Regions from separate parts of the Homo sapiens genome. Here all the other regions are linked to region 1. Evidence: chromatin contacts called from ENCODE Hi-C or POLR2A ChIA-PET data. All regions are on one chromosome and are shown on one strand. The core of a region is the stretch at or near the end of the contact, and the rest is flanking DNA. Distances in the headings are between cores, read along the strand shown.

Evidence for each region. Hi-C counts contacts between places; a loop is a spot of excess contacts on that map. ChIA-PET counts read pairs that join two places held with the same protein, here RNA polymerase II (POLR2A). Pooled maps may share reads with other maps.
Region 2: a loop to region 1 is called in a map of B cell, with 10 times the contacts of the local background. The contact joins the promoter of USP12 here to the promoter of CPAP in region 1. A Hi-C loop is called at or near these places in 2 of 168 maps with a recorded cell type or tissue (B cell and CD4-positive, alpha-beta memory T cell) and 9 of 50 pooled maps. POLR2A ChIA-PET finds 5 or more read pairs at or near these places in 1 of 52 experiments (GM12878).
Region 3: a loop to region 1 is called in a map of B cell, with 11 times the contacts of the local background. The contact joins the promoter of GTF3A here to the promoter of CPAP in region 1. A Hi-C loop is called at or near these places in 1 of 168 maps with a recorded cell type or tissue (B cell), 1 of 37 single-sample maps with no recorded cell type and 9 of 50 pooled maps.
Region 4: a map of CD4-positive, alpha-beta T cell shows a loop between it and region 1 (7-fold over the local background). The contact joins the promoter of RPL21 here to the promoter of CPAP in region 1. A Hi-C loop is called at or near these places in 2 of 168 maps with a recorded cell type or tissue (CD4-positive, alpha-beta T cell and CD4-positive, alpha-beta memory T cell), 2 of 37 single-sample maps with no recorded cell type and 10 of 50 pooled maps.
Region 5: a loop to region 1 is called in a map of naive thymus-derived CD4-positive, alpha-beta T cell, with 15 times the contacts of the local background. The contact joins the promoter of POLR1D here to the promoter of CPAP in region 1. A Hi-C loop is called at or near these places in 1 of 168 maps with a recorded cell type or tissue (naive thymus-derived CD4-positive, alpha-beta T cell), 2 of 37 single-sample maps with no recorded cell type and 11 of 50 pooled maps.
Region 6: a map of CD4-positive, alpha-beta memory T cell shows a loop between it and region 1 (8-fold over the local background). The contact joins the promoter of MTIF3 here to the promoter of CPAP in region 1. A Hi-C loop is called at or near these places in 1 of 168 maps with a recorded cell type or tissue (CD4-positive, alpha-beta memory T cell), 1 of 37 single-sample maps with no recorded cell type and 10 of 50 pooled maps.

The regions. Positions count from the first base shown.
Region 1 is chr13:24,921,207-24,925,157 of GRCh38, reverse strand. It overlaps CPAP (centrosome assembly and centriole elongation protein), which reads left to right and starts at 2,297. Exons shown (of 17, transcript NM_018451.5): 1 at 2,297-2,397. RefSeq lists enhancers at 1,350-2,251, 2,252-3,153.
Region 2 is chr13:27,169,630-27,173,872 of GRCh38, reverse strand. USP12 (ubiquitin specific peptidase 12) reads left to right here and starts at 2,062. Exons shown (of 9, transcript NM_182488.4): 1 at 2,062-2,281. The coding sequence starts at 2,234. USP12-DT (USP12 divergent transcript) reads right to left here and starts at 1,614. Exons shown (of 2, transcript NR_046548.1): 1 at 1,501-1,614. RefSeq lists enhancers at 1,286-1,475, 2,976-3,085 and silencers at 1,536-2,175, 2,316-2,365, 2,426-2,515, 2,586-2,655, 2,686-2,735.
Region 3 is chr13:27,423,369-27,427,304 of GRCh38, reverse strand. GTF3A (general transcription factor IIIA) reads right to left here and starts at 2,686. Exons shown (of 9, transcript NM_002097.3): 1 at 2,367-2,686; 2 at 113-213. The coding sequence starts at 2,567. RefSeq lists enhancers at 1,012-1,231, 2,182-2,251 and silencers at 2,342-2,421, 2,522-2,581, 2,592-2,861.
Region 4 is chr13:27,249,238-27,253,292 of GRCh38, reverse strand. It overlaps RPL21 (ribosomal protein L21), which reads right to left and starts at 1,735. Exons shown (of 6, transcript NM_000982.4): 1 at 1,708-1,735. RefSeq lists enhancers at 1,242-1,827, 1,481-2,020, 1,828-2,413, 1,232-2,431.
Region 5 is chr13:27,620,642-27,623,141 of GRCh38, reverse strand. It overlaps POLR1D (RNA polymerase I and III subunit D), which reads right to left and starts at 1,250. Exons shown (of 2, transcript NM_015972.4): 1 at 1,133-1,250; 2 at 1-267. The coding sequence starts at 1,158. It also overlaps a transcript of LNX2 not described here. RefSeq lists silencers at 994-1,553, 2,174-2,500 and an enhancer at 1,857-2,500.
Region 6 is chr13:27,448,975-27,452,719 of GRCh38, reverse strand. MTIF3 (mitochondrial translational initiation factor 3) reads left to right here and starts at 2,156. Exons shown (of 5, transcript NM_152912.5): 1 at 2,156-2,211. RefSeq lists enhancers at 1,722-1,781, 1,802-2,161, 2,005-2,919.

The DNA.
Region 1 (3,951 bases), core at 1,048-3,547:
AAAAAATAAATAATGAAAAAGAATTATTTCCAAATAATTTGGGAATACAATAAGTATTATTCTGTGTCTGGCACAGCATTTGACAAGACCCACAGAGCTAGGCTTTGGTAGACAAGAGTTCACCAACAGTTAAATTCTTTATAAAGATGAAAACACCTCCTGTTCATTGACTTTTTACTATGTGGAGGTTTTTTGCTACTTTTTCATACATAGTCTTTCTTTTAATGTAATCTTCTTGACAGTCCTATGAAGGTCTCATTATTATCCACCCCTGTTTTGCAGATGAGAAGACTGGTTTCAGAAAAGTTGAGTGCTGAAGACTACAAAGCTGTTTGTAAGTTATCAAGCTAGGATTTGATCCCAGGTCTGCCTGATAAATCCTGGACTCTTAACCATGACATAGGAGTGCCCTCTTGACTCCTATGATGGCATAAAGAATTGTATCAGAACGGGTAATCTGGCATTAAAACCCCTGTGCCACAACCGTTAGTCTAATTTTTCTCTACAGCACCATCTGAAGATGCAACAAGGATAGGAACCACTGATAAGGTAGAACATTTTATTGTCTGGCAGAGTAGAAGATGGAAGTTCCTCCCCACTAGCCTTTCCACCTTGTAATGGATTTGAACCCTTGAAGCTTAGTGGGCAGTTTTGAGAATTACATGGGCTACAGGTGAAAACTTACACATTATAACCTTAATTTAACAGCCAGTTAAGACTTGAGTGTGGTAAAAGATTCATTTATTTATTCAATCAACAAACAATGTGGCACTACATACTATATTAAAATAAAAACATACGAATAAAATATAGGCACAAAAATAGAGGATATTGCGACTATCCTTAAAGATACACATTTTAGGAAGAATGATGAGACTTTTGGGCATGCTTTCAAGCCAAAGGGCTATCATAAATGAAAAGGAAGATTGTTTGGGTCCTTGTCTGGCATCTTAAGTAGCTGTGTGATCTCGGAAGTCTCGGGCTTTAGCTTCCTCACCCACAGTGAAAATTAAAAAGAAAAATTGGGCCGGGCGCGGTGGCTCACGCCTGTAATTCCAGCACTTTGGGAGGCCGAGGCGGGCGGATCACGAGGTCAGAAGATCAAGACCATCCTGGCTAACACGGTGAAACCCCTTCTCTACTAAAAATAAAAATAAAAAAATTAGCCAGGCGTGGTGGCGGGCGCCTGTAATCCCAGCTACTCGGGAGGCTGAGGCAGGAGAATGGCGTGAACCCGGCAGGCAGAGCTTGCAGTGAGCGGAGATCGCGCCATTGTACTCCAGCCTGGGCAACAGAGCGAGACTCCATCTCAAAAAATAAAAATTAAAAAAAGAAAAGAAAAATTGAAAAAAGAAGCAAAACCGAAATCTTGATTTAGAGAAGTAGACTCTTTTTGAAGTAGAAAGCAAAACAAATTTTGGAGGACCAAATTTCTGTGAAATAGTTTTGTCTTTAGCAGTCGTTTGTTTCAGTTATAACGGTTATAAATGGCACTTCATTTGATTTCTTTAAACATTTTACTTGGCCTGCTGTTTAATCAGACATGGAAGCCAGGTATGTAGTACTGTGGTAACTCACGGTGCTGTAACTTCCTAGATTAAAGGGCCGTGGCAGTTAAAACGAAACAAAACAAAAAAATTTCTTGAATTCTGCACTGTCAGTATTCAAACTAGTTTCAGAATCTAATGGACACACTCTGCCAAACCACCGATTAGCCATTTGAGGAGAGATGAAAGATGCCTATTTTTGGAGTGAATTCTCATAGGGTTATTTTCGTCTTACGAAATGGTGTAGCGGACTGCCCTTTTTCTCCTTTACTAAGTCACCTCAGCCAAAGCGGAAAACAAAGAAAAAAACCAAACCAAACCAAAAAAACGACAAAATAGACCGTACGCAAATAGAAAAAAAAAAAACAAAACCCAAAACACCTCCTTTAAGCGTCGGTTGGGCTCTATGTTAGCTTTGACTCTCCGTGCTCCCTGCTTTGCTGGGAACACGGAGATCCATCGCTCCGTTAGGCGTTCCCTTTAGTTTTCTAAGTGTGGGAGCCTGGGGCGACGTCCACCACGGAAGGTCTCTCCCGGAAACGGTTTTCCGCCCCGCCACGCCGCCCGCCTACGTCGACCACTGGCCCGCTGCTGGTCGGAAGGCGGCGCGCAGTCCATCCCCCGCCGGGCAACGCCCGTCGCTGTGGCGTCACTGGGAGTTGTAGTTTCACTGGGCTCAGCGGTGCCTGCGCTTTAGCGCAGACGCGCGGGTGAGATCCTCACTTCCCACAGGACCTCGGGACGGGGGCGGGGCTCCGACAGAGGCGGCGATTGTGGCGGCCCATTTGTAAATGCTGCGGAGATTGAGGTGTCGGTTCGTGCTGCTGAGCTGCCCAGGCTTCACGGAGCGGTAATTTGTGGGCGAAAAGAGCGGAGGAGCTCTTTGTCCGCCGCCCTGCGCCGGAGATGGACGGCGGTGGGCGGGCAGGACTCTGCTCGGACCTCGGGGTTGGCTCGGCGGGGCGAGGAGGGAGCGGGGCGCCGGGACGCGCTCAGGCCCACGGGCGCGCTGAGGCCCACGGCAGTTCAGTGGCTTCGTTCATTCGCGCTGCTTTGTTCTTCGCAGAGCTGGGGAAGCCGGCCTCTCTGGGGTGTCTGTCTCTCTGACCTGGCTGTGGCGGAACTTGAGTTCCTGTGGGCAGCGCGGCAGCCGCAGTCCGCTGGAGCAGGGTGGTGAAGTAGCGTTGCTGGCTGTCCTAAGGGCCGGTCTTGCCCCAGCTTTGTCAAGGGCTTCTCTCTTGAAGCTTCGTGTGGATTCATGGCTTTCAAGAACGTGTTGTATTTTAGGGGACTGCTAAATCACTTCCCAGACCAACTAGTTACTTCTCACGGTCTAAGAGTGGCTTTGAATTTGCTGTTTGTATCCACTCTCCTCCCTCACCGTGCAGAGAATTTATCTTTTTTTCAATACTGCTTTAAAGAATGTTTACATAGCACTTTCTGGAGATTTCAAGGCTGTCAGTTTGTTACATTTTTTAAAAGTTTTATTGAGGTATAATTGCTATACAATAAAAATGGCACATGTTTAAATGCATTCCATTTGATGAGTTTGACATACACGTGCACCCGTGTCCTTCAGATTTTGATATCTGTAAAGTCTGAGTCCACATACTAATCCTATCTCGGCATATATATTATCAATGCTCCCTTTACCAAGACCTCAGTATCAATAATAAGTAGCAGGTTCTGGTGACGCTTTTTTTATACTTCATGCTGACATTAAATATATTTTTAGAATCGCGGTCATGAAATTGAAGGTATAGAAGGTGTGTTTGGTGGGGAGTTGGAGGAGGAGATGCAAAAGTCTGGCTGCTGCATCCCAAGACTGCTTGCACTTGTCAGTCTAGTAGGGAATTTTTCTAGTTTTCCATATTATGAAATGACCTTGTAGTTTGTCTCCCTTCTGAATTTGGATTTCGAAAGATTTTCTGCTAAGGTCATTGAAATTAAGCAAAGTTACGTGGTTGATTTTGAAAAAAAAAAAGTCATTACTTTTTTAGATTGGTTTCCTACTGAAAAACAATTTGCTTAGAAAAAGTTTTTACAAATTATTCAGGAATAACAGATATCCAGTAAAGTGCGCTAATCTTAAGTGTACAGCCTAAGTGTATCCACCCCCTGTATTAACCTTCCCAGTTGTTGAAGTCAAAAATTTGGAGATGAATCTCTTAAGTTTAACGTTTTATTTGGGAAGAAAGAATGGCGGTTCCAGGCGTACAGACCAGGTGGTCTTCAGTATGTCCAAAGAACAAAGAGAAAGCTGGAGGTTTTATAAAAAAGAGAATTGTTATATCTGTCGCTCTTCGAGAAAGTTCATTGGTTCTCCTAAGGTTCTGGGGAGGCAGCAGGTCCTACCGAGTGGGCCATGGTGGAGGGCAAAATTAGTCCTACAATTGCAGCAAGT
Region 2 (4,243 bases), core at 813-3,312, 2.2 Mb before region 1:
CCAGCCTAGAAATTTATTTATTTATTTATTTTTGAGAGAGTCTCACTCTGTCACCCAGGCTGGGGTGCAATGGCACAATCCCAGTTCACTGCAATCTCCACCTCCAGGATCCAATCTATTCTTATGCCTCAGCCTCCTGAGTAGCTGGGATTACAGGCGTACACTGCTACGCCTGGCTAATTTTTGTATTTTAGTAGAGACGGGATTTCACCACGTTGGCCAGGCTGGTCTCCAACTCCTGACCTCAAGTGATCCACCTGCCTCGGCCTCCCAAAGTGCTGGAATTACAGGTGTGAGCCACCATACTCAGCCTAGAAATTCATTTTAGAAAGGCCTTGTTCTTATATAAACTTATATGTAAAGCCAGTGGCTTTTGTTCCTGTGACATGTTCGGATTAATGGACAAGGAGGCATATGGGTGGTTAGCGGGATGGAGGCAGGTCTAAAATTCTGGCACATCAGACCTGTTTGCTGGAATAGAACAGCAAGTGGGAAGGACAGGATGACCACAGCTATTTATCAGGACGGGCACACAGATGGGCATGGTGACACTCGGACAAGGCCCAGGTAGGCCCTAGAGGTCTAAGATGTAGAAACCCTTGTCCAAACAGGGGGTAGAAAAGAGCAAGAAAGAATTCAGGTGGGTGATGCTTGCAAGTATAGAGAGGAAAGCCCCTGGCTGGGGTATCAGGGCTCTTGGCTTCCATGGAGGCAGGCGCTTGGAGATCCAGTCCGGCTACCATGGGGCTTGGCTATATTCAATCTGCATTCCCCCCCCAAGCAAGCTTATAATGGAATCACTATGGAAACAGTATTCATGTACCAGAAGTCTATTTTTCACTTAAATTTTGTTTGAATGCTTTTTGTTTTTGAGTGCTTTGAACCCTTGAGGTGAGGCATTTCTGATTTTACAGCTCTGCCTGAATTCAGATCCTCAACCCCACTGAATTAGGGGAACCCAGAAAAGTACCCCATCACGAGTTCAATCAGAAAATATCACAAGCTTTCTAACATAATAATTTATGAAGTTATTCTACTCACTTGAACTACTTTCTCAAATAGGAAAAAATAAAGCTGAGCTGCCAGGCATGAAGAACAGGGTGCAAATATGAATTTTATAAAAGGAGAAAGAGGAACTACCCATGCCAGTAGCCAGCACTGCCTAAGGATTTCTCACAGGGCATTTTTCTTGCTTGCGGGCTTCCTGTCTCTGGTAATATCATCATCACTGCTGGCTTGAGATCCTCCCTATTTTGCAGCTCAATGTGCAGATATTTAGAAGCCTATTATAAATTTATCGCCAACAGGCCAACAGGTTTCGCTCCTCTCCTTCCCCCATTACTTATCTTTCTTCTTAATTCAAAGAGTTAAACATGTGTAATTTGTTCTTTGCCTCTTCATTTTTGTTTAATTATTTTGTCTTTTTCTAAGTTGTGTTTGACTCCGGTGATTCATCCAATATACGTAAAAAGAAACAAACCAAGTGCTTGGGACGCATACCCGGGTTATCTTAACTGTGCAGAGCAGGTTTCCTCCCACTCCGCCCGTAGTTACCCAGATCATCGCCTCCGTTTTCTGTTTAGGCAGCGGGGGCTCGCCGTCCCCTCGCCCGCGGTGGGTGTCGCAGCTGGTCCCCTCCAGGGTTCTCCCAGATCGCCGCCGCCACCCCCGCGCCTCCCCGCCGCACCCCTTCCTACGCGGGGGTCTCTGGGTCCCCGGCTCTAGGACCGCAGGGACGCGGGCAGGAGGTGGCGCCCGCCTTCGGTCCTGCCCTCTGCCGCGCGCGGGGTGGGGACGGACCGGAGTTCCCCGGCTCGCGCACAAGGGCCGCGGAGGGGTTGCCGAGGGGTGGGCGGGGCTGCGCCGCCTGGCCGCGCCGCTGCCTGGCAGGCCGGGCATTAGGGCCTCGGCGGAGCCCGCTCCCCTGTGCGCTGGGCGGGGTGGGCGGAGGGCGGCTTCGCGTGCAGGCGCGGGCCCGGAGGCAGCGGCTGCGCCCTGCGCCGGGGCGGAGCCGGGGGCGGGCCGGCGGCCGGCAGGCGGGGGCTGGGGCCCGAGGCCGGGAGTGCCTGAGCGCCGGCGGCGACGACGGCAGCGGCGGCCCAGCGGGCTCGGTGGTTGGGTCCGCGGCGGCTCGGGGTCCGCCCGCGGGCTGCGGTGCGAGCGGGCGGCCCGGCTCCCCTCCTCCCCCGCCCGCCGCCGCCGCTGTGATTGGGTGGAAGATGGCGCTGGCCGGATGGAAATCCTAATGACAGTCTCCAAATTCGCCTCCATCTGTACCATGGTAGGTGGCGGCGAGCGGGCGGCCGGGGCTGCCGGGACCTCTCGGGCGGGCGGGCGGCGCTGGACCCGCCTCTCCCAGTGGCCGCTCGCGGGGCCTAGCGCCGGGGCGGGCGGGCGGGCTGGGCGGCCCGGGCGGCCCGGGCGGGGGCGGTTGGACGGCGCGCAGGCGGGGAGCGCGGGGGTGAGCGGCCCAGGCGGCTGGGGAGGGGGCGCCGCCTGGTGGGCCAGGGCGGCGCGAGGGTAGCGGTGAGTGGGCGACCGTGCCAGACGCGGCGTCGGGCGGGCACCGGCCTCCGGGAGTCCCCGGCTGAACTGCTGGGGTCCGCTCGGGACGCGGGGACGAGGGCCGAGGCGCGCCCGGCCTGTGCCGGGGTGAGGGGTGGGCGCGCGCGAGCCAGAGCGCGGCCCCGGGCCGGGGTCGTCGGGGAGGGGGCGCGGAGCCGCGCGGGCTCCATTTCCTTCTGGTCGCGCGCCGAGCGGGAGGGGTCCCCGGGAGGGGTGGGGGTCGGCGGGCAGGAAGGAAGGGTCTCGGCCGGGGCGGGCAGCGCTCATTCCCGCCTGGGAGAGGACGGAAGTCAAGTGCAGATTTCCTCGCGCCGCTGGCTGGGCCGAGTCCCCGACCCCGCGCTGGGGGAAAGGGGCGTGTGTGAAGGTGGAAACTTTAAATAAGTACTGTTGAAATTCTCTCCATTTTCTCCTCTGAGAGGCACGAGCTCTCCCGTTTCCAGCCGTGTGTCCAGGTGGCAGTCTTGTCTCTGGGAATGCACGTTAATCTTGAAAAGCAGCATTAGCTTTCCTGTCATTTGTTTACTTCAGCCCACCAGACACATCTGTATGTGGCTGGAGCTAGGTCTGTCTGTGCGGGGACCGCCTGCCAAGGCGATGGTATTTGTTTTCCTAGGGCGTTTAAATAGACTGTAAGGGAAAAGTGCTAATGCCCGCTGGAAGTCCCGAATTAAGCAAAACGTGGGCGCGTTTAAAACTTGGTGTTTTGTGCGTGGCCAGAAGGACCACAGTTTTCCACATGATGAGACAAATTCGTTTCATTAGTTCCTCATGAGCTTATATGTAGGGATCATAATTTATGAGTCATCACCGAAAAAAGTTGTTCTTTGCAACGTGGGCCTAGTGGTTGTTATTAGAGACTTCTGAAATCTTGTGTTTCATGCCTCACTGGCCCTATTTATGCAACTGATTTCATATAGGAGATCCCCAAGAAATTTTCCATCTAAGGGTGGTACATTGTATATATTTTTCTTTAAGGAGTGGTGAATCAGATCTGAAAGATGCCTTAAAAAGCAGATTCTCTACTACACGCTGAGGAACAGTACAAAAAATGACTGAAATCAGGTGGACATAAAATCGACAGTATTAAAGAAATCATATTGAAGGATGAATCATTGAAGACTCCATTTCCCAACTGGATGATTGTTCTTTCTCACAGTTTACATTTTAGGAAAGCATTTGTATTAAATGGACTATATTAAAATGATTTTGGAGAATTGTTTGGGCTAATTATTTTTAGATACGCCAATTATTATCTTAGTCAATTTCAAAAGGAATGCGATAATTAGGTCTTTTACAGTGACAATTTTGCCACATGGCTGAGCTACACACATTGTATGGGTCATAGTTCATTGTCAAAGACTAGATTTCAGGAGTGGTGTGATACTCTTTACCGACTGTTCATTCACTCAAGTACTGTATATCAAGTATACACTTAGCAGCCACTAAGTGCTAGAGGCGACGCTGAGTACTGGGGATGCAGTATTGGTCAGGGCAGCCCCTGTTTTCTTGGTGTTTACATTCTTGCTCATGGACACAAACAGTATTCAGGTAAACAATAAATGTATGCTGTAATCAGATTAGGACAGTGAGACACAGGGATTTGCCAGGGTCACACACTTAGTAAGTGGGATTCTGATCCCAAGGATGTCAAATCAGAAGCTCTTTCTAGGGCTTC
Region 3 (3,936 bases), core at 1,437-3,936, 2.5 Mb before region 1:
AGCCCTGCCAGGCTTCACATTCCTGATCTCGTGAGTTAACATCAATCTTCTTACTGGGTCTATATGCCCAACACAACCCACTTCAAAAGCCTAAAAACAGGTCTCTACTTACACAAACGGCTTTTCTCCTGTGTGAGTCAGAATGTGGCGGCTCAGATGGTAGTCCCTGATGAAGGCCTTGCCACACCCTTCATAGTCACAAACAAATGGTCTCTAGCAGGAAAAAAGAAAAAGCATGTCACTTCTGCACTAGTTAGTAACTCTGGTATTATTTAAAAGCTTAAACTGCCTAGTGTTAAGGCCACAGGCTTCCTATGAAGAGGTGGTTTCTACTCAGAGCTGTGCACCCACTGCAAGACGCAGTGTTCCTGCACAAAGTTACACAACATAAACATCACAACTTCTCACAAAGTCACTACACAGATTTTTGTTCCATGAACAGCATTTAAAATAAGCAGGCATAGCATTTTTAACCTGCTCCCAACCCGGCAGCAGGCTTTCACAGCAACCCCCTCTTAAAGACGCCCTGGCTGTTAGCATGGCTTGTCTGCATGGATCCCCACCACCGCATGATTTAACATGTAAAAAAGCAAGCCTAGGGCAGAGGAACGAGGGAGGCCTGTCTCATCCCAGACAAGCCCAGGGTCTGTGCTAGGATAATGCCAAGCACAGCTATAGGAAAGTGTGTCACACCTGAAAAAGCTCACAGGTGCCAGGGCGAAGCAAAGAAAACAGCTCAACACCCTAAATGCAACCACCTTTTGTAACCCAGGAGTTGGGAGGGGGTGACTCATTTTGAACCTATAGTAAAAGCCAAACACACACCCCAAATAACCAAATAACCAGTTTGGTGCATCAAACTATGAAAAGCATACTACCAAGGCGTCCAGGAGGGAGGCACCGAGGCCTCCATGAGAGTACTAGGAGCAAAACAAGCAAACAGGAACACAGTGAGCTACATACCACCAGGGGCGGAGCCACAGAACCTTGCACAGCGGCAGGCGTGGAGTAGGCTCAATAAACATTTGTCAAATTAATCTGCATGAGAGATCTGGGACAACAAAGATGACTCCAAGTTTTTCAACCTGTATTAAGGAAACTGGTAGCGCCAGTATCCAAAATACAGCACACCGGTCTAAAAGGAAAGGCAAGCTCTTACGTGGATCTACTGGTAATACAGAGCCCAGAATTTAGAGGCTAGAACGGGCAAGAGGAAGGGCAGAGGGGCAAAGCATAAAGGATGTTATGAGTCATGCCGGTGGCTATGTAAGACCGCAAGAGGGAGCTGGGCGGGGTGGAACATGCAGAGGGCAGAAGAGGATCCAACGAAAAGGGCAGACGAGGAAGAGGAAAAGAACCAGAGAAGGTCTCAAGGAAGAAGCGGTCGGCCTTCCAGTGCTGGAGAGGTTAAGGAATGAGGCCCCGGAGGACACCTGGAGAAGGTGGCCCATAAATTAGAGGAGGTGCAAGGGGCAAAGGTATGGACTGCAGCCCAGTGGTTTAAGAAATTAAGGGCTTTAAGCTGAGGCAGTGTGAAGCCTAGCTCTGCCAAAAACTGGGAAGCTGGGCAGATTCCTTGACCTCCATGACCCTCGTTTTCCTCACTTGTGTGTGACATGGGCTGCCACGTCATATCATGGTATCTGACATTCTCCTGCCCTCAAAATAAAATCCAAACTCCTAATGGGCCTACTTCTCAGACCTCATATGGTGATCTCCGCACCCAAACACACCCACCTGCCTCCCACCCCAAGGGTCACAGGCTCCCTTTGTGTTCTCTCTACCTAGCACAAATGTCTGCATGGCTAGATCCTTCCTTCTTACACGGCTCACACAGAGAGGCCTTTCCTGACCACAACACTGCATGTCATTCCCACCTATCCTGTGGTCGGCTCGACCCAGGAACAAAGGTCCATGGCAGCAGAAACCTTGGGTTTGCCTGTTTTGCTCACTGCTCTCTCCAGTGTGGAGTTACGAAGAAATGAGCACATGCTGCTTTCACGACCCCTGGTACATGTAACCCATCTTCTGTACCAGCTCCAGGGGCCAGTGTTTGGCAGGTGTCTAGTAGCGGTGGGCCCCCTCAAACCTCACACTTATTTGCAGATTACGGGAGGCACTTGGCTGGCCGAGACTCACGATCAATGACTGCTTAGTAAATCCCGAGCCCCTGCCATGGATATCAAGGTCGCAGAACGAAGGTCCTACAACTTCCTGTCTACTTCCTCAGCTCCTTCCCCAAGTCCTGGATGTCAAAGCTGAACGCGCTGCACAGCGGGGCCTGCGGCCCTGGCCACGACTGCAGTGGCTACCCCGGGGCCACGCGCCATCCCTAGGCCCAGGGTTGGCAGCCTCGCCCCCCTCACCTCCCCCGTGTGCTTGCACAGGTGCGCGTCAAGCTTCCAGGCTTTGCTGTAATTGGCGCTGCAGTCAGGGAAGGAGCAGATGAACCTCCTGGGAAGCGCGGGGCGCGGCGGGGTCGGAGCTGAGCTCTCGCCGGCTGCAATGAACGCGTCGGCGATGGTCAAGGACGACACCGACTCGGCGACCACGGCCGGCGGATCCAGGGCGCCGGCGCCTCCAAGCCCAGGGCCAGGCGCGCTGCCACGTGCCGAGACACGTGCCGGGAACCGGCGCGCCCGGCCCACGGCTCCCTGCTGAACCTTCGCGCGACGCCGGCACACTTCCGGGAGCGCGCGCGGTCACCAGGCACCGCCCCGCGTCGGCGCCGCTGCTGCGCATGCTCCGGGAGATCGCGCATGCGCCAGGAGGCCCCGCCGCGGCTCGCGGCCCGTGCCCTGTCAGCCCTGGATGAGAGGCGGGGGTTTCTGCGTCCTCGGCAGAAGGCTGCTGCGTTTCACAGGCAACTCAAATCCCGAGGCACTGCTTAAATGGGGCTTGTTTCCCGTCCTCCAGTACACTCTGGAAAGCACTAGCCTTACATAATTTAAGTTAGCCTGTTGCCACATTACTAGTGTGACCTGTGTGGTTTCGTTTCTTTGCGTGCTTTACGTGCTTCTGCTGCAAGCCCCAGTTCAGAGGTTCCTAAGCTCAGATTCACGTGGAGAGCTTTACAAAATCCCGAAGCCTAGAGGATACTTGGACCACTTAAATCACAATTTCTGGGGGTAGGAAACAGGCATCAGTATTTTTGGAAACTTCCTAGGTGATTTCAATGCGCAGAAAAGTTTGGGAACCACTATCCTGGCACAGTAGTGCGCACCTGTAGTCCCAGGTACGCGGGCGAATCGCTTGAGCCCAGAGTGAGACCCCGAGCTCTAAAAGAATAAATACAGATGTCTCCCCATCCTACCCTTCCCCACCCCGGCAAACTGACCAGGTGGTTGGAAAAAAAAAAAAAAAAAAAGGAAAAGTTTGGGAACACTGCCCTAGAGCCTTGATGACCTACTTGAAACAAATCTCCAGGTGATTCAGTGCATATCAAAACCTGAGAAGCACTTTTGAGAGGCCTGAATGAATATGAGTATCTTAGTTTATGAGGACCACATGCCTAAAAAATGTCCTTGGATACAGATAACTGGCAGGATGACTTGGGGGATGTTCGCCAGATCCATATTTTTCACATCCTGCATTATTCCGAATCATTAAGCCCTTGTCGGAATGTGATGAACAGGTCCCTGCACAGCAGTGCAGTTCTGGAAACAAGCCAGGGCTTAACATCAGTGCTTATGAACTGAGTATTCCAGTTCATAAACACTCCTTTGCCTCAGTCTGCTCATCTTGAAAGTGGGAAAGTTGATAACGCCTGTGTCATCCTCCGTCTCAAGATAACGGGGCTGTGAGAGTGTCTATGCCTTGGGTCCACCTGTTGCTTTCTTCATTTGCCACTCTAGCCCCTGTCCATGGATGGGAGAATTCTACACTCATCCCTCCCACAACTCCGGAATTCTAAAATGGTTTCTCTTGCGCCAGTTC
Region 4 (4,055 bases), core at 486-2,985, 2.3 Mb before region 1:
GAAATCTCAAGCCACTTCACATTTCTGATTATTTACTACGAACGTATATAGGGTAGAAGAGAGGGGAACCCAGGCTTTATAATCATTGACCTAAATTTGACATAGGCTCTGCCACTTACTAGCTGGGACACCCACATTTCATCTCTCATCTTCATTTGTAAAATAGGGGTGAACACTTTCGTAGCTGAGGTAATGTCTACAAAGAACTCAGCAATGCTTGGCCCGTGTAAAGTGCTCAGTAGTAACCGGCAGCTAATTTATCATTATCTAAGAATTCACCTACAGGCATTTAGAAATTAACCTTTCCTTTGTTTCCCAAAAAGGCCAAAACAATAGTTTTGATAGCTCTTTAGTCATTATAGGGCAGAAATGCCATTCCTGGCCATTACTCCTACCATAAGGTAAAATACAGCAGTCAGGCTTGACGTGTTGACAATATTCTAACACAATTTGGTTTCTAAGTTTACCAACAATCCTTTAAGAATGGCTCCCAAAGTACCATTTTTATAAAAATTGTATAGCAAGAAGACATGTTTCACCTAACTCACCAAAGTCAAACCATTGTTACAATGGATGAACCCTTTAAATGCCAGGTACTCTGTTCCAATCCCCAAAGCCTTTAGATGTGTATAAAGTTCCAAAAACTTGTGCTAAGTTAGTACACAAAGGGTGATACTGTGTAGATTCAAGTCACTTTGTGGAATCACCAAGTGGCATAATCAGTTAACTCATTCCTGATTCCAGAGCCCATAATCCTCCACTAGATCCATCTTTCTGAGTTTGGAATCCATTTTAAGCATGGACCCCATACACTTAAAACTGAAGGCACTTTTCAAAACGATGCTTTACAGTTTGTAAGAGTATTAAAATCATGGCAACTAGGATCCACCATAAAGAGCAACCTGCAGTTTGCTCGACTCTGTTGACGTCCACAAACTAGACAAAATGATGAACTATGGCTAAATGTTTCCCTTCACTCAAAGCATGCTGCCCTAGAATTCGCAAAACAGTATCTCCTCTTGGTGCAAATATTGGTGTTGCAACCTCAAAACACTTTCCCTTCGTCCGATCACCATGTGGGGTCAAAATTTTAAAAACAGTCGGAAATCGTCTTATGCATTAACTAAGGGCAGTGAGGGTTCATCACCCAGGACGACTCCGGGACCCACTCTCCGACCGAGAGCCCGGGTTTTCACACCTGTAGGCTTCACAGAAGATTAAAGCCGACGCCTGACTTTAAACCCATTCCTACTACCCCTTAAGTCCTCACCCAACATCATCGCAAGATTTGGAATAAAAAAGCCACACTGAAAGGAGTTAGAAAGGCATCAGGCCACGCGGCCCCCACACAGCCTATGTGAGAGGGGCCACCCACAGTACCGGAGATGCAGCCACGGGAACATAAAACGAAGTCTTTTAAAGATTAACTCGAGTCGCCTCACCCCAAGCGACTCAGTCTCGTCTTTCTCGCAAATGTCCCCCCGCAGGGCCGCAACATCGCAGTCCGGTTCTCAGCCCACGGCCCAGACCCGACCCGGCGCACGCTGCTCCCCGTCTGGCAGAACATGGTTTAACCCGCCCATGCCAATGGACCTCAAACAGGTTAGAGAGTCTCCCCACGGTCCCAATGAACGACCTCTGAGGCCACAAGGTCGCGGTTCAAGTCTGTCGAACACCTAGCGCCCGGGAGCCACGCGTAGGCCCTACCTGGAAGATGGCGGTTCCGGCCGAAAGGAAAGAGGCGGGGCCGCGGCGCGCGCCTTACAAGGGCCTGTGGGCTGCCCACGGCGCTGCCTGAGGGAAACGCCAACCGTAAGCGACTTCTTTCTAGGGAAGAAGATCGTCTCTGAGAACACAGAAAGTCTGTGAGGATATTTTCCCCTCTTGCGAAAGAAAGGCAACCGGCCAACACAAGCTGACACTTGCATCGTGTCAGACAGCCCGGAAAGGGGCCTTCAAGGGCGATCAAGAGGACGCCGTCGTCCCGAGCGTGCTTACGCCATCCTTTGCGTCACCGCCTTCGCCGGAAGCTGCCTTGTATCCGCGTCTCCGCAGGGAAAACTGCGGCTGGCGGTGCGGGAAGTGCTATTAGTAGTTGTTTATTTGTTTGTTTGCAGAAATAATTGCTTGGGTACGAAGGTCAAACGAGAATGAAGCAAGTATATTATCTAGTTTGTATGTCTTTAAATAGTTTCTCCTCCACACGTCTAAACATACGCACCTGCTAGTAGGTGCGCAAATGTTAAAACCTCTTTGGGAAAGCAATGTGGCAAAATCTAGTAAAAGTTTTCAATTACTAAACCCCAGCACTCTGCTCCTACCTATATGTCTTGTAGAAACTTTGGTAAGTGAACAAGGATGTACGTAACAGCGCTGTGGGTAGAAGCAAAAAATTAGAAACGTCCATCAATAACAGAATAAATACCTTATGGGATGTTAGGATGTAGTATTATACGCCAATAAAAGAAGACTGAACTCAGAAATGTGATGAGGCAAAAAGAGAAAGATGTAGAAAAATAAATAGTATGACAATTCATATACATTCAACTCTAAAACTTGTAAAACAATGCTATATATTGCTTAGTTATGCATACATATGTAGTTAAAGAAGTCAAGAAATACAAGAGAATGAAAATCAAGTTGAGAAAAGCAGTCATATCTGGTAAGGAGGGGACAATAAAGGGAGGCTTTAACTGTATTGACCATTATTAAACCGGGTGTTAAATATATGGGTGGCCATTGTTTTATTCACTACACCTTTAAAAATAGATATTATTTTCTTAATGTAGTTTATTTAAATTGAGATAATGCCATATACCCAGCATCCAGTTTCCCCTATTATTAACATCTCATGCTAATATGGTACATTTGTTGCAATTAATGAACCAATATTTTACACTGTTATTAACTAAGGTTCACATTTTATTCAGATTTCCTTCGGTTTTACCTAATACCCTTTTTCTGTTCCAGGATTCCATCCAGAATACCACATTACATTTAGTTATGATGTCTCCTTATATGCCTCTTGTGGCTGTGGCAGTTTCTCAAACTTTCCTTACTTTTGGTGACCTTGAGAGTTTTGAGGAGTACTGGTCATGTATTTTGTAGGATGTCCTAATCATGGAATTTGTCTCATGTTTTTCTCATGATTGTATGTATTTTTAGGATGCATTTTTAAAAAGTCAGCTAAGTTAACAAAATCCCTTATCAGACTGAATATAAATAATATCGTCCAGTCGCTTTTGAAATTTGCATGTCTTCGACTCACTCTCCTGATGCACCTGAAAGTTGTAATTTCTAAGAACTGCGTCAGCACCATTTTTTAAATGTGTACATTCTGTGACCATCGTCATCAGCACTTAACATCATTTGCTGAAGAACTTGAGGAGGAATAGGATTTGGTATTGATTCCTTCAATACGTTGACTCCTCCAGACTTTCACTGTAACCATTAGCCCTTGGCTTCTAGATTGTCTTTAACTTAATTTTCTGTAGTTCATTATTACAGTCACTCTGTTAGCACTCACTTCCTCAGGTCACTTTTCCTTTCCCATTACTTTCTTTCTTTCTTTGAGAGGGAATTTTGTTCTTGTTGCCCAGGCTGGAGTGCAGTGGCGCGACATCGACTCACCACAACCTCTGCCTCCCGGGTTCAAGCGATTCTCTTGCCTCAGGCTCACGAGGAGTAGCTGGGATTACAGGCGCCCGCCACCACACCTGGCTGATTTTTTTGTTTTTAGTAGCGACGAGGTTTCACCATGTTGGCCAGGCTGGTCTCCAACTCCTGACCTCAGGTGATCCACCCGCCTCCACCTCCCAAAGTGCTGGGATTATAGGCGTGAGCCACCGCGCCTGGCCCCCATCACTTTCTTAGCACATACCGAACCTTGGATAAATGCAACCGTGACAGTACCTCCACAGCTGAGCACCGTTGAAGAAAATCTTGTAATCTGGTGTGATGACAAATCAGAAACTAGTCATCCATGCACTATATTTTTTTGCACTTGGAAATATTTTTTTGAGCCCATAGAGTGTTTTAAAAATTAACATATCAAA
Region 5 (2,500 bases), core at 1-2,500, 2.7 Mb before region 1:
CTCTGAAATGGCTCAACAGCTGGAAGGGTACCTCGAGTCTGAATGCGTAAATTAATTTTGCTCTCTGAAGGATGGGTCGTAGTGTAACCACAAAATTCCACTTCCGGGTTCTTCATGATCATGTAACGTAGAGAATTTCCTAGGGTATGGTCTTCCTCGTGCAATACAAATGTCACACAGTGTCTATCTGTTCCAGCTGCCTGGACCATTTCCAGGGCTGTCTTCCTCTCGCCTTCAGCCATTGAGGTCTTCAATCCAGATATTTTTCTACACACATATTTTTTATAAAAATGAGATCATACTGAATATTGTTTTGTAACTAGCTTTTTCTCATTTACTATATCACATTGCAACACATTATTATTAATCTACTCCAGCTACACAGAATTATTCGCCTCTCATTTTCCTGCCTCCACAAACTCTATCAATAAATATTTAATTTATTGCCTCCAGTTTTTCCCTGCTCCATTTGACCATCCACACTGGCCACAAGGGGAGTTTTCTTAGAAAAACACAAACTTAAGTGTTTGCAAAAATATTTTTTGGTAGAGTCACAAGCAAGGGATAGGATTAGAATAGGACTGGTCCTGCTAGAGGATGAAGAGAGGGTTGAAAGGCATAGAAATCCCGATTGCTCTAGTATAAAAATAGAGGATACAGATGATCAATGTGCAGGCCCAACTACGGCTTCCATTTTGCAAGAGAAGGAAACTAGGAGAATGGAAGGTTCAGGAGTCAAGCAGCAGGGAGAAAAAGAGCTCAGCGCACAGAGTGGCTTTAGGAGCAGTCTGCACATAGAAAGAAGGTGAGCCGTAGTTACAGGGACAGAGGCACGAGTACCGTCCTCAGGAGCAGAGGCCCGGGGCGTGATTTTTACACACTGCTGTTGTAACGGGGGTGGGCAGTTCGGATACTTAACTCTGGTCTCCCAACTTGTCTTCCCTCCTTGATAGCTAGTGTACCTCTCAGCCTCTCAACTGAAACACATTCATGTCTCCTCCCCACTTCTCTCTCCATGCTTCTTCTCTGCGCCCCGAGTCAGGCCCCGGCTGCCAGGCCAGGCAGCGTGCCCCTCGGCCACCCGCTCCCCTTGGGCGCGGCCCGCTCCGCCCGCCTCCTCCTCGGCCGTTACCTCTCCAGCTCCTGATCCTCTTCCATCGCTGGGGCGGTTTCTGGATCCTCAGGTGGTGCTGGCGGATCGGGGGCTCTGTCCCATAGCGCGAGGCGCGGAGGCGAAGCAGGAAGCAAGGACCGACCGACGGAAGGCGCGGAGGACGGAAGGAGGGAGGAGGAGCCGCAGCGGCGCGGCAGGGCCCAGCCGCGGGGCGGGGCATGAGGCTCCACCCCCAGCCCCCGCCCCGACGCGGGGTGAGCGGTGGCTCGCGGCCCCGCGGCTCACCTGGGCGACCACGCGAGGCCACTCGCGGCGGGAGGGGCAGGGGGCGGGGCCAGCGCCGCCTTACCCCGAGGCCCAGACAGGCCTGCGGGCGCCCCGGCTCAACTCTGGTACCTTTCCCCAGGTGATGGCGAAGGGGCGCGGCCTTACCTGCCGCCCCCAAATCACTTCCCTTCCCAGTGGCAAGTCCGAAAGCGGCCCGACTTCCCAACTGGGGCGGTGTTGACCCAGGATGGCCCTTCCTGGGACCCCGGCCCTCCCGGGCCTTTTGTGGGACGACAGGCTTAAACTGTAGTCGGTCAACACACCTTGAAGAGGGAGGGGGGTCACGTGCGAGATGAGTCACCACAGAATACGAAGGTTGAAGGCGGTATTTGTTTCACCGGGGAGCTTGCAGTTGCATTTTCAACTGGGTCAAAATAGGGCAAGAAAGAAATGTCTCTTTTGGGGGAGTGAGAGTTTGGGAGAAAACTGTTTCCCACCTTATCCTTTCCGTCCTAGGATTCCTTCTACCCCCAGAGCGCGTCCTCTCCGGCTGTAGACTTCCTTTTCCCTTTCTCCCCAGTGGCTCCTCAAACCTCCTCACCTGCGGAACCCGCCCTCACCTTTGTTCCCAGGCGCCCAGCCCCCGCCTCGGCAACCTTTCGCCGCCCAGGCTCGCTCTCCATCCAGCTCCCTGCGTCCCGGCCTTCGCTGTGCTCCCTCAGGTGCGCTTCCTCTCGAATCGGCCCTTCTTGTCCCCTCGCCGCTGGCCCCGACCCTGCCCGACTCCAGCTGTCCAGCGCAACTACGTTTCTGCTTCCCTGCGCCACCTGTTCTCCTGGCCTCCCCCCACCCCGCCCCGCGATTCCTCTGGATGTTCACTCCTTCCCCAGCTGTGCCACTCTTGGCGGCGGCCGGGGGTGCGCGCAGACACCTAGCCAGCGGGGCTTCCGCAGGGGAATCAGGCGGGCGGCGGGGACAGCCCGGGGCGAGTGGGGGAGGCGGGCGGCGAGGGCGGAGTGGTCTCACTCTAACCCGGGAGTGACGGGTCCCTTCTGGCCCGCCTCCCGAGCTCTCGGATAGGTGGAGCCGCCCTCTGGTCCGCCCACCTCCCGCCCTGTG
Region 6 (3,745 bases), core at 907-3,406, 2.5 Mb before region 1:
CCCACCAAGCACAGCTCAAGGCTCTCAATGACTCTTTAAAAGCTTCCAAGTGGCCGGGCGTGGTGGCTCACACCCGTAATCCTACCACTTTGGGAGGCCGAGTGGGGTGGATCACCTGAGGTCAGGAGTTCGAGATCAGACTGGCCAATATGGTGAAACCCCGTCTCTACTAAAAATACAAAAATTAGCCCGACCCAGTGGCACGCGCCTATAATCCCAGCTACTCGGGAGGCTGAGGCAGGAGAATCGCTTGAACCCGCGAGGTGGAGGTTGCAGTGAGCCGAGATCGCGCCACTGCACTCCAGCCTGGGCGACACAGAGAGACTCCATCTCCAAAAACAAAACAAAACAAAACAAAACAAAAAAACAAAAAACCCCACAAAAGCTGCCAAGCTCCATTTCGGCTGGAGGTCAAAGAAGAGTTCAAGGGAAAAGATGAAAAAAATGGCTTCTCTCCATCTGTGGGCATGTCTGTAATTGCCACCCCATCTCTGCATGTCTCCTCCCAGGAACACTAAAGCACCATCTTCTAGGCGTGGAGACATCTGACAATGGAAGTCTAGAAAGCTTCCTAAACCACCTGCTCTGGACACAGCTGCCTTCAAAGACGGACTGCAAATGGATGCTGGCCGGTAGCTTCAGTTACCAGTGATTACTTGGTGTGAATCTACCTGTGCTATTACCTTAGCAAATTTTAAGTCTTTAGTTTGGGCATTAAATGTTTCAGTTACTTGTACATACTTCACATCCTTTTAATGTTTTCATGGACTCGTACTGTTTACTGTTTCTCTCACTACTTCAGTCTAGCAATGCAAGGAACATTTAAAGTTTGCCTGGGTTTGGGGTTTTTTGGCTTTTTTATTCTTGATTCTGCTACTAGTTGTGCGACCTTGGGCAAATTTGTTTCAGTTCCCTCATCTGTAAAATGGGTAATAATAATAATTGGCTCATAAGGTTGTCCTGAAGATTGAATAACTTGAGATATGTTCAGTGCGTAGAACAGTGTCTGGCACATAGGCAAAAGCAATCACAAATGTGGGCAATTATAATTGCTGAGCACCTAACTTTTCCCAGGTATTGTGCTACTCAGTCTGTCCCCGAATCTACGTCACACAAAATATCTTGGCATTGAGAAATAATTTTGATAGAATAAAATGAATCCTTAATTCTTCTTGATTAACTTGGAAATGGCCAAGATGCACACCTGGACTTTCGGTCTCACACAAGAGTTGTTTCATTACCTCCCTATTTTAACAGTGAGCGTCGAGCTACCAGCAGCTAAAAAGGAAATGGAGATTTCGTCTTTGCTCCCAAAGAACTATTTAAAGCTTTAGTAGTTGTGTCATCTGTAATAAAAGACGTAATGCTGACTCAAGGAGTTAATGAGAAATAAGACAACGCCTTCCAGTGGACAAGTAGCCAATAAATGTTAGTTTTTCTTCGTACCAGGAATCCAAACATTCCAGGTATGAAGCCAGATTAGGTGGCTTCACGACTGTGGACTCGCAGTCTGCCCTTGAGGAATTTCTTATTGAAGAAGAAAAAGAGGGGGGACACGGGGCCCAGACCCCCAGCACCCGGCTTTCGAGCAGGCTCCACGGGTCCGGGTCCGGGTCCGTTTTCCCTTTCGCCAGCTGGGGCCCCGTTCGAACCTCTCCCAACTACAACGCGGAGGCTCCGACGCCCCGGCCCCAGCTTTGTTTTGCCTCCGGGAGCCGCGCGCCACCGGGGACCCGCGGGGAGCCGTTCTCACTCCGAAGCTGTCTGCTCACCTGCAAATCGGAGACAGCGCCCTTTCACTTACGATCCTTATAAAAGACGCTTATAAAACATTTTATTCAGTGTTACATTAAAAAGACGTTTATGAAAGCAATTTATAAAGCCCTAGTGGGAGACCGAGATTGGTGTTAATGTAACTGGAGTAAGGGCTGCTCCGATTGCTGCAGAAATTCGACATTAGCCTTCACCGCACCTGCGGAGCAGCGGGAGCCAGGTGAGCAGCAATTTCCCCTCAGGGACTTCCTCCGCGTTCTCCGCATTTTCTGTCGGCGGAACTGAATCCCAACAGTAGAAAAACGTGGCTCCGCCCATCACCTTTCCTTTAAAGGACGCGGGGTGAAGCCCCGCCCACTACGGAGAGCGAAGGGGACTCGCCGCAGATCCGCTGTACTTGCGTCCGCTACAGTATGTCAATCGCTTGCCCCAGCACAGGTAATGCTAAATATGAGGCGTGCGGAGCGGTGCGCGGACCGGCATCGGGAGGGCGTGGCCTTAGGGGGCGCCCCTGTGGAGGAGGCACCCGGAAGGTCAGGGCTACCCCGTCCCGCCGGTACCGAGGGCGGAGAGGCTCCGCAGGTCCTGCTGCGGAGTCGGAGGGTTCTGCCGGGCTGTAAAGCCATTTTCAGCGAGGCCGCTGCACGAACTTCCGAGGGATGTTAGACCTAGAGTTGCCGCCAGCCCCACTGAGCTTTTCTAGTTCCGTCCCGACATGCGCGCCCTCGTTTGTGCGCACGCACGCACGCAGTACGTCGCTACGTCCCGTCTCTAGCCCTGGCGCTCCGCCGGTCCCGTTCTGCAGGTGGGCGTCGCCGCCGACTTACCAACAACCGGGTCGGGGGCTCCCGGAAGTGCTCTTGCGGCTTACTGCCTGGCACAGGTGGGGCAGAGCGAGCCAGGCGAAGGGCGCCTGCGCAGGACATGCTGGACAAATGCGTTGTTCTTGCTGCCTGCTGTTGCGGGAGGAGGCCTTATGGGGGAAGGTCGCGAAGTGACTGGGATTTTTTTTCTCATTTGTCATTTAGTGGGCTCCGTGGCTTAAGACTTGAACCAAGTAAACGAAGTTCTCTTACTGAGAAGTCTCAGTTTCAAGTACGTGTTGTGAAAGGCCTAAGTCTTAGAAAAGTAGAGGATGGAGAGAAGAATCTGAAAATCGACTACTATTCATTCTGTCAGGCACAACACAGTAACGAATAAGTCCATTTTGTTCCTGCTTCGTAGAGTTTACGGTCTAGTGATGGAGAACAGCAGTGCTAAGATCATCACAAAACTGTAATTGTAATGAATGTTTTAAAGGAAAGGTCAACTGGACTGTAGAAGCATTCAGTGTTAAGCTCAGTAAATTGGGGGAGGGATGGGAGAACTGGCTTAGTTTGGAAGGTAATCAGAAGAATGCGCTAAGGATCTGGCGTTTCCTAAACCAAGGACGAGAGTACTGTATTTCAAAAACCGAATGGCCAGTGTGGCCTAGGCATAAAGAAGAAACTGGAGAGGTGGGAAGGGCCTTTTGGCCTGGCGAAGGTGTAGATCTTTAATCTCGGGGCAGTTTTATTTAAGGTGAGGAAGGTCCTGGGTGTAGTGACCGCAGTGCAGTGGGAACTGGTTGCCAGGGCTCAAGCCGAGTTAGGAGACTGGCAGGAATCCAAACGAGGTGGTCGATGTTTTAAACTGACGGTGGTGACAGTGGATACGGAGAGGACTGGATGGATTCGAGTGGGGTTTAGGAAATGAAGTCGATGAGGCTTGGTGTTGGGTTGACTGGGAAAGTGGAGGCGTCAAAGGTGTCTTGGAGGTGACTGGAGGTTGTGGATGGGTAGTGATCCCATCACTAGAGTTCTGGAAGAAGACTAACATAGGATTAACATAGGAGAATAAGTTAAAAAAAAATTTTTTTTGAGAGTCTCACCCTGTTGCCTAGGCTGGATGCTTAGGCTGGAGTGCGGTGCACGATCTCAGCTCATTGCAACCT